2 separate regions of the Mus musculus genome follow, and region 1 is linked to region 2. A link is a loop called in an ENCODE intact Hi-C map of the cell type or tissue named here. Cell type or tissue: left cerebral cortex. All regions are shown on one strand. Links, peaks and the distances in the headings refer to the core of each region. The heading gives the core; the rest is flanking DNA. Region 1 holds the start of Adcy1 (adenylate cyclase 1). Region 2 has its middle 49 kb from the start of Gm11981.

Region 1 (5,368 bases), core at 79-5,078, 300 kb before region 2:
AGGGCCTGCTCGGCTACCTCACCTCAGAAGGCTCTGAGGACCCTCCTGAAGATGGGCCATGGTTCTGGAAGGGACTTGCTCCCCTGAACAGAGTAAGGAGACCCTCACAAGCGCACCTACACAAACCCCAGTACCAAGTGTCAGTTTGCTCTGAGCCTCTGCCCTTGACTGGAAGCTGGGGTTGTAGTTCTGAGACTGGGGTGTGAACCTGAGGTGGAGATCTCACAGGACTCAGCCCCAGCAGGCTCCTAACACCCTCAAACAGCATCCGACCCCTGTGTATGCAGCAAGGGCCACCCTGCAGCACGGCTTCCCTCCCTCCTTCTGCATCTGCCCCATGCCCTCTTGGGTACTGTCTGTCTAGAATTCGGAGGTGAGGAGGCAGGGCCATCAGCAAAAGGCTGTGCGGCAGCAGAGGTGACAGGGTCTGAAGGGAGGTGGCCACAGCCGTGAGGTACAGGCCTCTCAGATACTAAGTGGCAGAGTTCACTAACACACTGCAGGGTGCCTAGGATTTCCTGATGGGAAGACATTGAAATCTTTGGGGACCAGCTTCTCTTTACCTCAGGTTTTCCCACTTGGCCCCATTTATGTGTTGATAAGGGAGTAGAGGATAAAATGCCTTAGAAATGGCAGATTTTCAACACATGCTTTCCTTATGGACTTCTTACATTCAAACCATCTCTGTGGGAGGCAGCATCTTCCCTTGGGGAGGCGGGGGGGGGGGTGAGAAGGAGGCGGGGCAGAGGCTGAGTTTTGGTGAGGGAGGGATTTATATCAGATTGGAGGCTAGTCACGGGGAAACCTGGGTACCACAGGCTACCTAAGAACCCTTGTTTTCACAATGGGCTTCTTTCCCCCACTGAAATGACAAGGGCTCCTCTATCCCAGAGGGAGGGGCACTAGCACCTTTGCAGACTCCTCCCTAATCCTTTCTTTAAAAGGAATGCCTAGAGGCTGTGTAGAAGAGAAATAAAGAAACTAAGAACACAGCCTTTTAAGGCACCTAGAGAACCCACCACGGTCCTGAGTCTACAGCTGTCTCTCCAGCCCTACAGTGAATGCTCAGCAATAAACCTGTCATCATGGCCCCTAAGTCTAAGTACCGCTCCCTGCCATCAGAGTCTGGGTGTTTGTGTTGGTCTTACAGGCAGCAGGTACAGCTGACTGACAGTCACCTCTCTCAAAAACACCAGTTAGTGTCCCCCCAGTTTGGATTCTGTGCCTAGCCCAGCCCCCCACAACTTCCCATATGCTCGAAGAAGCTACCTTCTTTCCTTAGATGGACTCTCCCACCTTTCTGTCTCTCGTCTCCCTCCCACTGCTAGCCCTGGAACAAACCCCTCCCTCAGATGCCACGCCTGGGCAGGGCCAGCGAAGGGGAAGGTCCCAAACTCCTGGGAACAGCCTCCAGGTTCACCTCCACCTGCTTGGGTGCGGTGGTATGGGGAACGGGAACCTCTGGGGTCCAGGAGAATCCCCAGGAGGAGTCAAGTCCTATGCCCTTGGCCCGGCAGCCCCCTCGCCCACCCAAGTTGAAAGAGACAAAGTTCAGGCTCCATGGAGCCAGGGTTAGGACTGGGAGCAGAAGCTGTGGAGACCAGACTATGTGTGACCTTGGCAAACTCCTCTCCTTCAGGGCAGAATTCGGATTCACACCGGGGTGGTTAGCGATACTGGTGGGGTTCAAAGTGCTTCCCTTCCCACTAACTGCTCCCTCGGGTCCGCGAAATTGAGAAGCGAGCCCCAGATGCGCTCCAGGCGAGCTGGAGAGGAACCCAGGGGCTGCGCGCTCTGCCAGCCTAGAAGCCTGGCCTGGAGACCGCGCACCCTCCCACTTTTCAGTACCTCTACTGAGGGACACGGGTACAACCCGGCGCGGTGGATCAGGCTTGGGTCCCCCACTTGAGCTCGGTACCCTACTGCCTGACCTTGGGCCTGTCACCACCACCACCACCACCACACACCAGTCTCTCGTCTCCACCCTAAAGACGCTAGGGACTCTTATCTCGTAAGAAACACCGGGTGGAGGGTGCTAGCTCCTCCACTGCATCCTCAGTTTGCTGTTGACCTTGAACACCTGTCCCACCTTCAGAACCTCAGTTTCCCCACCTTCTCCATAGGAAGAACGTTAAACTCCTGCCACCTCCAGTGCTGCTGGCAGATGTGTCTCCAACCCAATGGGGGACTCGTGGTGCCACTTACCGTCCTCCAGAGACGTGGGCGCTTGGCAGGGACCAAGGCGGCTGTGACCAGTAAGTGCGAGGCAGCCACCACCAGCCCGAAGCCGATGGCCAGTAGGCTGCGCACGGGCAGCAAGGCATAGGACACGAAGGTGACCAAAAGGAGTTGCCAAACCCCCTGCTCGGCGACCGTCGAGCCCATTGCGCCTCCTGCAGAGCTCCTCGCGGGGCCGCCCAGCGCGAAGGGGCAGCAGAGTAGCGCGAAGGTGAGGCTGAAGAACAGCGCCAGCTGACCGACCTGCTGCAGCTGGGACACCTGCAGGGATCGGACATTGGTGACCACGAACAGCGCCAGGAAAAGGATGCAGTGCACTGGGTGCGACCCCTTGGCGAGGCCCGGCGCTGGCCCCGGTGCGCCCAGCAGCTCAGCCAGCGCCAGGGCGCCCGCCAGTAGGCTGAGCACAGCCAGCGCTTTCAGCGTGGCCGCCTGCTCCAGCCGCAACGTGTAGCCGCGGAACAGCGCCTCCAGCTCGGGGCACGCGAACTCCTCGCCACACGCCCGGAACCCACGCCGGCCGCCCGGCCCGGCCGCCCGCTCTGCGCCCCCGGGCTCGCCCGCGCCTCCGCCGCCGCCTTGGCCGCGCGGCGCCCCCGCCATCTCAGCGCCATGCAGCGGCCGCGGCCACGGGCGCGCCCCTCGCCGGCCCGGGGCGCCGGGGCGCCGGCCGGCGGCCCCGGGGCGGGCGGGCGGCGGGCGGCGAGGCGCCGGGGCGCGGGGCGGGCGGAGTTGGGGCGCCGGCTGCCCAGCGCGCGCGCCCCGAGCGCGTCCCCTCCCGCCCGCCGCGCCTGCGCACTGGCGCCCGCCCGCGCCCCGGCAGTGGTCCTCTGCGGCGACCGTGCTGCGACAGGCGAGCCCCAAGAGCCCCGATCCTGGGCGGACAGAGTCCGCGCCCAACTCAGCGCCCGGGATCCCGCACGCCCAAGGGGCCACGTGACCTTGGGCACCACTCCTGACTCTTTGAGCCTCGGTTTCCCCTCCTATGTACAGTGGAGCCCACCCCTCTATGAGTCTTCGGAGGCGTTTAAAAAACGCAGAAATTCCCAGTAGAGGGAGGAACAGCTCTGTTAGATTTGTATCCCCTCCGCAAGCAGAACCAGGTCACCCAAGAGGAGCCCTCACTCAGCTCCCAAGAGGACCCCTCACTCAGTGCCCACCGAGAAACCCCGAGAATCCCAGGTCACACATGCAAGGCGCTTTAAGTGACTGATTTGCCCACCACCTGGGTGGGTAGTGAAAGCTTTGCCTATTGACCTGAGCAAGAATAAAGCCCTGCAATGTCCAAGGAAGCTGTGAGGTCTAGGTGCAGGGATGGGTGAGGGAGGGCTGAAAGGAGAGATAAAATAGCGCGGCTCTCTCCTTAAATAGGAGCTGGCCATGCAAATGATGGCGAGACGTTTACTTCCAGCTGAACAAGTGGCAGGGACAGATTCGCCTCAGTTGCGGATCTTGGTGATGTCCATTCACTAAGGGAAGGGACCGGACAGAATTTCATTCGGTGCTCACTCAGGATGGCCCCCTGAGATCGCTCCCCTGTTCTCCTTTAGAGAGAGTCCCAGAGGACCCTGAGAGTAGAACAGATGCCAGGAGCTTGTGCCACCTCTGGATCCCACGGGTGCACCAGGAACTGTCTCTCACAAAATTTTGCAGCCCATATGCTGTTCTTCCTACTAGAGGCCCCGCTTCCAAATTTTCACTTTCAGTCCATCCTGACCAGACTGTTTTAGAAGACCCTGAGAATTCCCAGGGTAAGAGCCTGTGCCCCCCCCCCCACACATTATATAGGTACAGGAATTAGGATTTGAGATTTTCTCTAGAATTAGTTTGAGCCACATGAACTTGTCGTTTTTACAAAAATCTTCCTACTCAACATCTCCAACAGTTCATACTGAAGGTTTGCTGGAACCACTTGAAAACCAGTTAATCCCTGTTCTTGGAGCGGACTCCCGCTGTAAGACACTCCCAGCTCAGAGCCTGCCTGGCCCCAGTCAGCACCCAAGCTAACTGTTTTCACCCCAGTCCCTGCTCCTTCCATGAAGGTTCACACCTACTGCTCTGCAGCCTCATTTTCTGGTCATTTCTCTCTCCGTGTTCTTTTGGCAGAAACCCACGGAGAGCGTCAGCTGATGCTGAGAAGATGGTCTGGCCCCATCCTTAGGGCACTGCCTTGAAAAAGCATCCTTGTCATCACCTGATTCCCAATTGTCTCTAAATACTATCAAGTCTGCAAGATTCTCAACTCTCCACATTAGGCATAGAGTCACTTGTTACTTGATGTTGTGTGCTTTTTCTACCCTAATGATTTTATTAAAGAACATCTGAAAAATATCCTGACTACATGAAAAAGAAAGACTCATAGTGAAGTCATTTAAATGCTAAGTTCGTAAGTAAACCTCACCCACTTGCTTTTCTGTGTTGGCTTCCAGTTCTCCCCTTGGTCAAGGCTGCTTGTTTGTTTGTTTGTTTGTTTGTTTGTTTGTAAGCCAGCATCAATGCCTTTCAAGTGAACCTGGAGGAACCTATATTCAGGTTTGGAATTAAGGTGAGTCATGGCATGACCCTTTTTGCTCGCTGCCATAACTGCCCAACTTCTTATGTCTGTCTGTTACAAAGCATCTTGGAAGATAGCCTTTGTCACCTTTGTTTTGTTGGTGCGCAGAGGCTGGCTGAGTCTCACAGTCTAGAGGGAGCATGAAGCTTCTCACGTCAAGCCCTGTTGCACAACCTCAGAAGGCAGGAGCATCAATAATTGCTATTGTTGTTATAGACGCATACACTATGTGCCAGGTTGGAAGAAGGGCTTCAATGGACAGTTTGCAGACACAAACAGGAAGGTTATATGTAATACAGTGGGAGCCAAGGTGGTGTGTACCTCCCATATAACTGTTATAACTGTGGTCATTATAAAAGGGGAAAGACTGGGCACAGATTCATACACGGAAAGCATCATGAGTGACACTGCCCCAAGTCAAGGATCTACTAGCGTGTCCAGAGAAGGGCCGAGAACAAATCTCCCCCCAACAGGAGTACCTTCCACTCCAAAAGATGTGAGCAATTAAAGGGACACCGTGGCCAACCATACATGTGTGTATATAGGCCTGAGAGGCCAGATCTTGGTCCCTTCCCA
Region 2 (5,368 bases), core at 245-5,244:
GCCCCATCAGTAAAACACTGTGAGCAAACTGAACACCCTGTAGCAGCAGCAGGATCAACCACAGGTGATCAACTGTCATGCAGCTATCTGTATATAGCCATGAAGAGAGCCATGCATCGGAGAAGCCAGGGTGGACAAGGGTTTCTTTCTGGCACAGCTAGGTTTGGGGGAGACAGACACTGTATAAGAGTGAGGATAAATAATTGAAAAGGACATCCAAGATGTCTGTGGCATAAATTATCCTAGGATTAAAGGGGGAAAGAGAGGAGATGGGCTACATGACCATCTATGTCTTCAATTGACATGACATCTATATGTCTTTGTACGTGTACGAATATGCAGATTAATATAAAAGTAACTCTGGAGTTTACAGCCAAGGCCTGCAGCCCTTGTCCTGAAACTCTTGGTCCTGCCAGGCACAGAATCCCTGAGCTGCACAGCTGTCTGCCCATTTCTTACCTCTCTCCTCCCAGCTCCTGGGCTCGGGAGCTGTTCTTTGAACTTCCCTGCGACTTTCCTAACAGTGGTCATTCCTTCCTAAAGAGAAATCATGCCACCACATGGGAAACGCAACTTGACTTTCCCTTGTCTCCCCCGTCTGTGTGCCTCAATTGTCCTTTTTGCTTTGGAAAGGGAACAGTTAATCCCAGCTGCATCCTGCTCCTGTATGCATGGAGTGCAAGGATCTCTGGCAGCGCAGGGGCTCACCAAGGCTGCCTTCCTCCTCACTTCCTGAACTAAGAACGCTGCCAGGTGCCCACCCAGACAGCCCTGAGGCACTGACCTCTCACCCTAATGATATCCTTCTTGCCTCCCCCCAGACCGCAACGCCCCCCCCCCATTCCCGAATGGGGCCTTGCCCTCTCTTACCTGCTTTCTCTCCTTGCTGCCGTTGTTCACCTCTCAGGGGTCACTCAGACAAAAGGCCATGTCACCTGCCCCACATCCCAACACCTTCCTGATGGCCTGTACCTAGAGGCCACCCCTCCACTCTGCTAGGTCCCTTGGGGGAAGGAAACATTCAGCAGCCATTTCTTTCCCTGTCTCTCTGATCTGGGGACATCTTTCAACTGTCAGTCGGCTCATGTCTTGCCTTCTAGAGCATCTGAATTTTGGCCAGAGTTAATACACAGCCTGGTCACTTCTGGGGTAGTGGGAAGGGGTTCAGAAGAAAACCCTCTAAGATCGATGAGGCCTCTGAGATTGTCACAGGTCCCTGAGAACCCTGGGAAGGCCCAGTACCCAAATTAACAAATCAAAACATACCATTAGGAGAGAAGGCACCAGACAGAGTCTCCAGACCCAACCTTCACCAAGCCTACTTAGCTCAGCTCCAGTGGCTGTGTGTATGGTGGCCTAAAACGCTCAAAGCAACCCTAATGAGAGAGCCATAGCCAAGCTCACAAGCACAGGAAAGACTATGATCCCTGTAGAGAGTTTCCAGGGGAAGCACAAGGCTGTCCCAGAGACTCCTTGGGGACTCAGAGTAACGGGGAAAGTCATGGGTTAAGAGTCGAGAGGCAGGTTCCATGCCTGGCCTTGCCGCTAGTTCTCCCAAACAGAACCAAGCCTGCTGTCTGACCTGTGTCTCCTGTACGCAGGGGAAACGGGTTCTCCATAGTTGTTGGACCCTTCCAGCTCTGGCCTCTAGTCAGACGTGTCATAGATGGTAGGGGATCAAACTTGAGGGATCTGTGAGACAATCTGGGTCACTCTACAGAGGGGCAGCCCTCTTGAGCATTTGTCACTGAAGCGAAAAGGCCTGTGTTTATTAGATCTTGTCACCTTGACACAACTTAGAGTCACTTTGAAAGGTTGAACTTCAATTGAAGAATGACTGACTGATGTGGGAGGGCCCTGATCATTGTGGGTGGCACCATCCCTAAGCAGGCAGGCCTGGGCAATATAAGAAAGCCTGCTGAGCACGACCCAGAGAGTAAGACAGTAAACAGCCTGATACTCCGTGGTCTCTGCTTCAGGTCCTGCCCCGACTTCCCTTAGTGTTGTATTGCGAGTAAATGTAATTTGGAAATGTGAGCCAAATAAAACCTTTCCTCCCCAAGTTACTTCTGGCCAAGGTGCTTTATCACAGCAGTGAATGAACCTGTAACACTGCCCTTTGATTGGAGAGCATTGTACACTTAGCCCCCTTGGAGAGCTGAGGGTCTGCAGTATGAAGAATCACCGGCAGGGGGCGGCAGAGTCCAGGCCAGGAAGGCAGTGCTCGCTGAGGTTCTGTTGGTCCACCCAAAAGGTGTGGTGCTCAATTAGGGTTTCTCGATCTGGAGTGCTCAGTTTATCCTACTTAGGGATGCATTCCGTCGGAGATGCTGAACTTAGATGCTCAGTTCAAGCCCGGGATACTGCTCACAAATACACGGATGCTACCACGGGATGCTTGTGGTGAAGATAATATATACGAAGCAGCCTTGCACAGCACGGGGATCGCTCCCTATATCCTGCCATAGCCACTAGAATCCAAATGCTGACCCGTTTGTGGAATGGACAAATAAACTAAACGAGCTCAGTAACCACGGCAATTCGGTGCGCCTGGCTTCACAGGTATCTGAAGATGCTCCTCTTACCTTGATGGACAAATCCTCACTGTCCAAGCCAGGACCTCGTCCCTAAACTGAGGCTCTTCCTGGTGCTGGTGCCCCAAGCCTACTTCCTCTCCACTCTTAGACACCTGCTGATCCTCCTGATGGAGACAAGGAGCCCCAGCCTGGAAGGAACGGGAGTGAACCAAGAATCCATGGGAACAGAACAGGGGATGTGGCTCAAAAAGAGAAGCCAAGCAACTGTCCGTTTTCCCACACCCTTCAGGGTGGGTCTCGTTTCTCAGGAGGGTTCTGAGCTGGAGAGCAGTTTGCTCCAAGGACTCGGTCATCTAATGGTCTCCACTGTTTTTATTTACTGGGGTATTTTCTAGGAAATGTCAGGACATATGTTCACCAGATGCACCCATGGGGCAGTCTTTGTGGTCTCTTTCATTTGTCCCTTTGTATTGAGGAAGCCAGGGCCACCGTGACCCAAAGCAGGCTGTTCATGGTGGGGAGGAGCTGGAAGTTCAGCTGGTTCTGAAGGACCTTTGTCCAGAGGAGAAGATGACGAAATGAGGAGTCTTGGTGCCATCTCTAGACCATCACACACACGCAGGGTGTTTTTTCGGTTGGGAGTTTCTGAGTATCCTGATGGAGAGCTGAAACCATTCATAGGAAGAGGCAGGGCAGGTGGTGCCCCGAGTTCCTGGGGGCAAGGACAGTGAGTCTCCTTCTCAAAGGAGAATGTTGGTCTTGCTTCTCGAAAGCCAGAGTCCAGTGCACAGCCACATGTAGGAGAGAGCAGAGTCTCCAAGCTCACCACCTAATAGAGTCCTCGTGAGGTATAGCTGTCTGGCCACTGGAGGGGTCAGGGCACATGCTGGTGTGGCTGCCTCCAGCAGTTACCCTCAGGTGCTCCCCAGCAGTTACCCAGGATCCTCCAGCAGCTCCCCAATCGCTCTCCAGCATCCTCCATCAGTGCCCCAGCCCACCGTAGGGAACATCCCAGCCATTCTCCCGCCCCTGGCTTTGGATCTCTTCCCCTCCCTCTTCCACTCCTCCAACTCAGGCTCCAAATTCATCTCATGTGGTAAGTCTTACTCCATTTTTCTATCTGGGATGCCATTCTCAATGCCATCTCATGCGTCCAGTCTGTCATGTCCCAGCCTGGAAAGTCCTTAGGCCTCGCTCAGCTTTTGTATCAAGATGGTACCTACCTAGCTTTCTCATCCTCTCTCTGAACCCAGTATCCCCAGGAACTCCCCCAGGATTTTCAGAAGACAAAGGACAGCAGAGATGGTCTCCTCACAGCCCCAAGGAGTCACGTGCTCTGTGTTATTTCCTGATGGAGCTTTGTAGCATCTCCATTTGAGAGACAATATAGCTGCTCTCTTTCCTGCTTTTTAAAACGTCTGTTTTTAAACAGGAACATGCCTAAAATCCCAGGGAAAACTGAGGTAGGAGCATTGTTGTGAGTTAGGGGCTAGCCTGGGCTACATTCCAATATTTCTCTAAAAAGAAACAAAAGTTTAAGTTTATTTTTCACTTCTTATTCTAAGTATAAGTGTGCATATAAATAAAATCTCATTGAGTGCTCAACATTTTTGGAATGCTGAGTCCAAAGCAACTATTTTTATTCACGTTAGCTTGTGGTCCTCCCCCTCTCCTCCACCCCAACACACTCCTTGTCACTCTGAGGCTAACCGAGCATTCTGCTGAAGCCAGCTGCCCCGCAGCTGTGTCCTCTGCCCGCCTTATCTTGTCTCAGCTGAATGAACACTAAGGATTTTCCCCTGGTGCTCTGTGAATTTAGTGCCACTGCGTCTATTATTGGCTGCGGGTTTGTGCTTGGATCCTTATCCTGGGACATGCAAGGATGTGACTAAGAAAGATTCTTTGTACCAAAATAAAGTCCTGATGATTTCAAAGGGAGATGCTGTGATATATGTGTGTCGTCTTTAATGTGTGAAGTGAAAGAGGATGCAGTGTGGGACCTGGCGAGCCAGGGTTTTAAAGTCCGATGCCACAGCTGGGAAAGCACATGGAACCCTTACAGTCTTCCTGACGACACAGCCACGCATGCTCCTGACGGTACTGTAGCTGCCCCAAGGGCAGTAAGCACACCTTCCCTTACCACCTTTTGGGCTAGAACCAAGCAGAAACATAAAAGACAAGTGAACAAACTGTGTGTGTGGCTGTGTGTTGGGTATGTGTGTCATGTGTGTGTAGGTGTGTATCATCTATGTCAGTCTTGTATGCATATGTGTGCATGTGTGTGTGTGTACTTCTGTCATTGCATGAGTCTATTTGTGTGTTTGGGTCAGGCAAAGTCTATATAATGTATGTTTGTATAGCGTGTGTCTGTCAGGAAGAACATACATATTCACAGCAGACAACACTTGAAGGACACAGAGAAAGTGAGGACAGCCTGCCCTGAGAAGAGGGGCTGGTGGGTCTGACCTGAGAAAGAAGCAGCCCCACGCCCAACACCCATCCTGAACAGACCAAAAAAAGGCAGAGTGCCTGTTCCACTTGTTATAGGGGAACCTGAGCCTATCTCTTCAAGTCTATAACTCCAAAATCTAGCAGTTCCTGGCCCTTGGGGCCCACATACGAGGGAGGAAATAGGGCAGATCTTGTACAGGGTAGTTTCCAATCCCCCATGCCTGACATCTTCAGCCTGAAGCTCTGGGCTTGAGGGGTTCTCCAGGAAGACCACCAGTACCTGAGGCAGCTCCCAAGCCAGGTGCTGCTTCATGGTTCCACTGGGAGCAGTGGCCTCTGTCTTCATTGGTTCCCGGGCAAATACACAAGAGCCCTGAGCC

What was found. Hi-C counts contacts between places; a loop is a spot of excess contacts. Peaks named below come from ENCODE experiments on the same cell type or tissue, not always from the same donor. Only the 100,000 strongest peaks of a DNase experiment are listed, where the experiment ranks them.
Region 1: a loop joins it to region 2, with 2.2 times the contacts of the local background. A loop is called at or near these places in 2 of 42 quality-filtered maps.

What each region holds. Positions count from the first base shown.
Region 1 is chr11:7,061,073-7,066,440 of GRCm38, reverse strand. It overlaps Adcy1 (adenylate cyclase 1), which reads right to left and starts at 3,008. Exons shown (of 20, transcript NM_009622.2): 1 at 2,206-3,008. The coding sequence starts at 2,841. In left cerebral cortex, for the core only: a CTCF peak has its summit at 2,395; DNase peaks (open chromatin) are centred at 2,588, 3,152, 3,678, 4,236 and 5 more places; H3K4me3 peaks cover 3,529 bases; H3K27ac peaks cover 3,229 bases.
Region 2 is chr11:6,765,875-6,771,242 of GRCm38, reverse strand. No RefSeq gene overlaps it. Among named protein-coding and RNA genes, the nearest start is that of Gm11981, 49 kb to the right of the region's middle. In left cerebral cortex, for the core only: a CTCF peak has its summit at 2,183 (motif pointing right); DNase peaks (open chromatin) are centred at 2,202, 3,943 and 4,361; H3K4me3 peaks cover 212 bases; H3K27ac peaks cover 286 bases.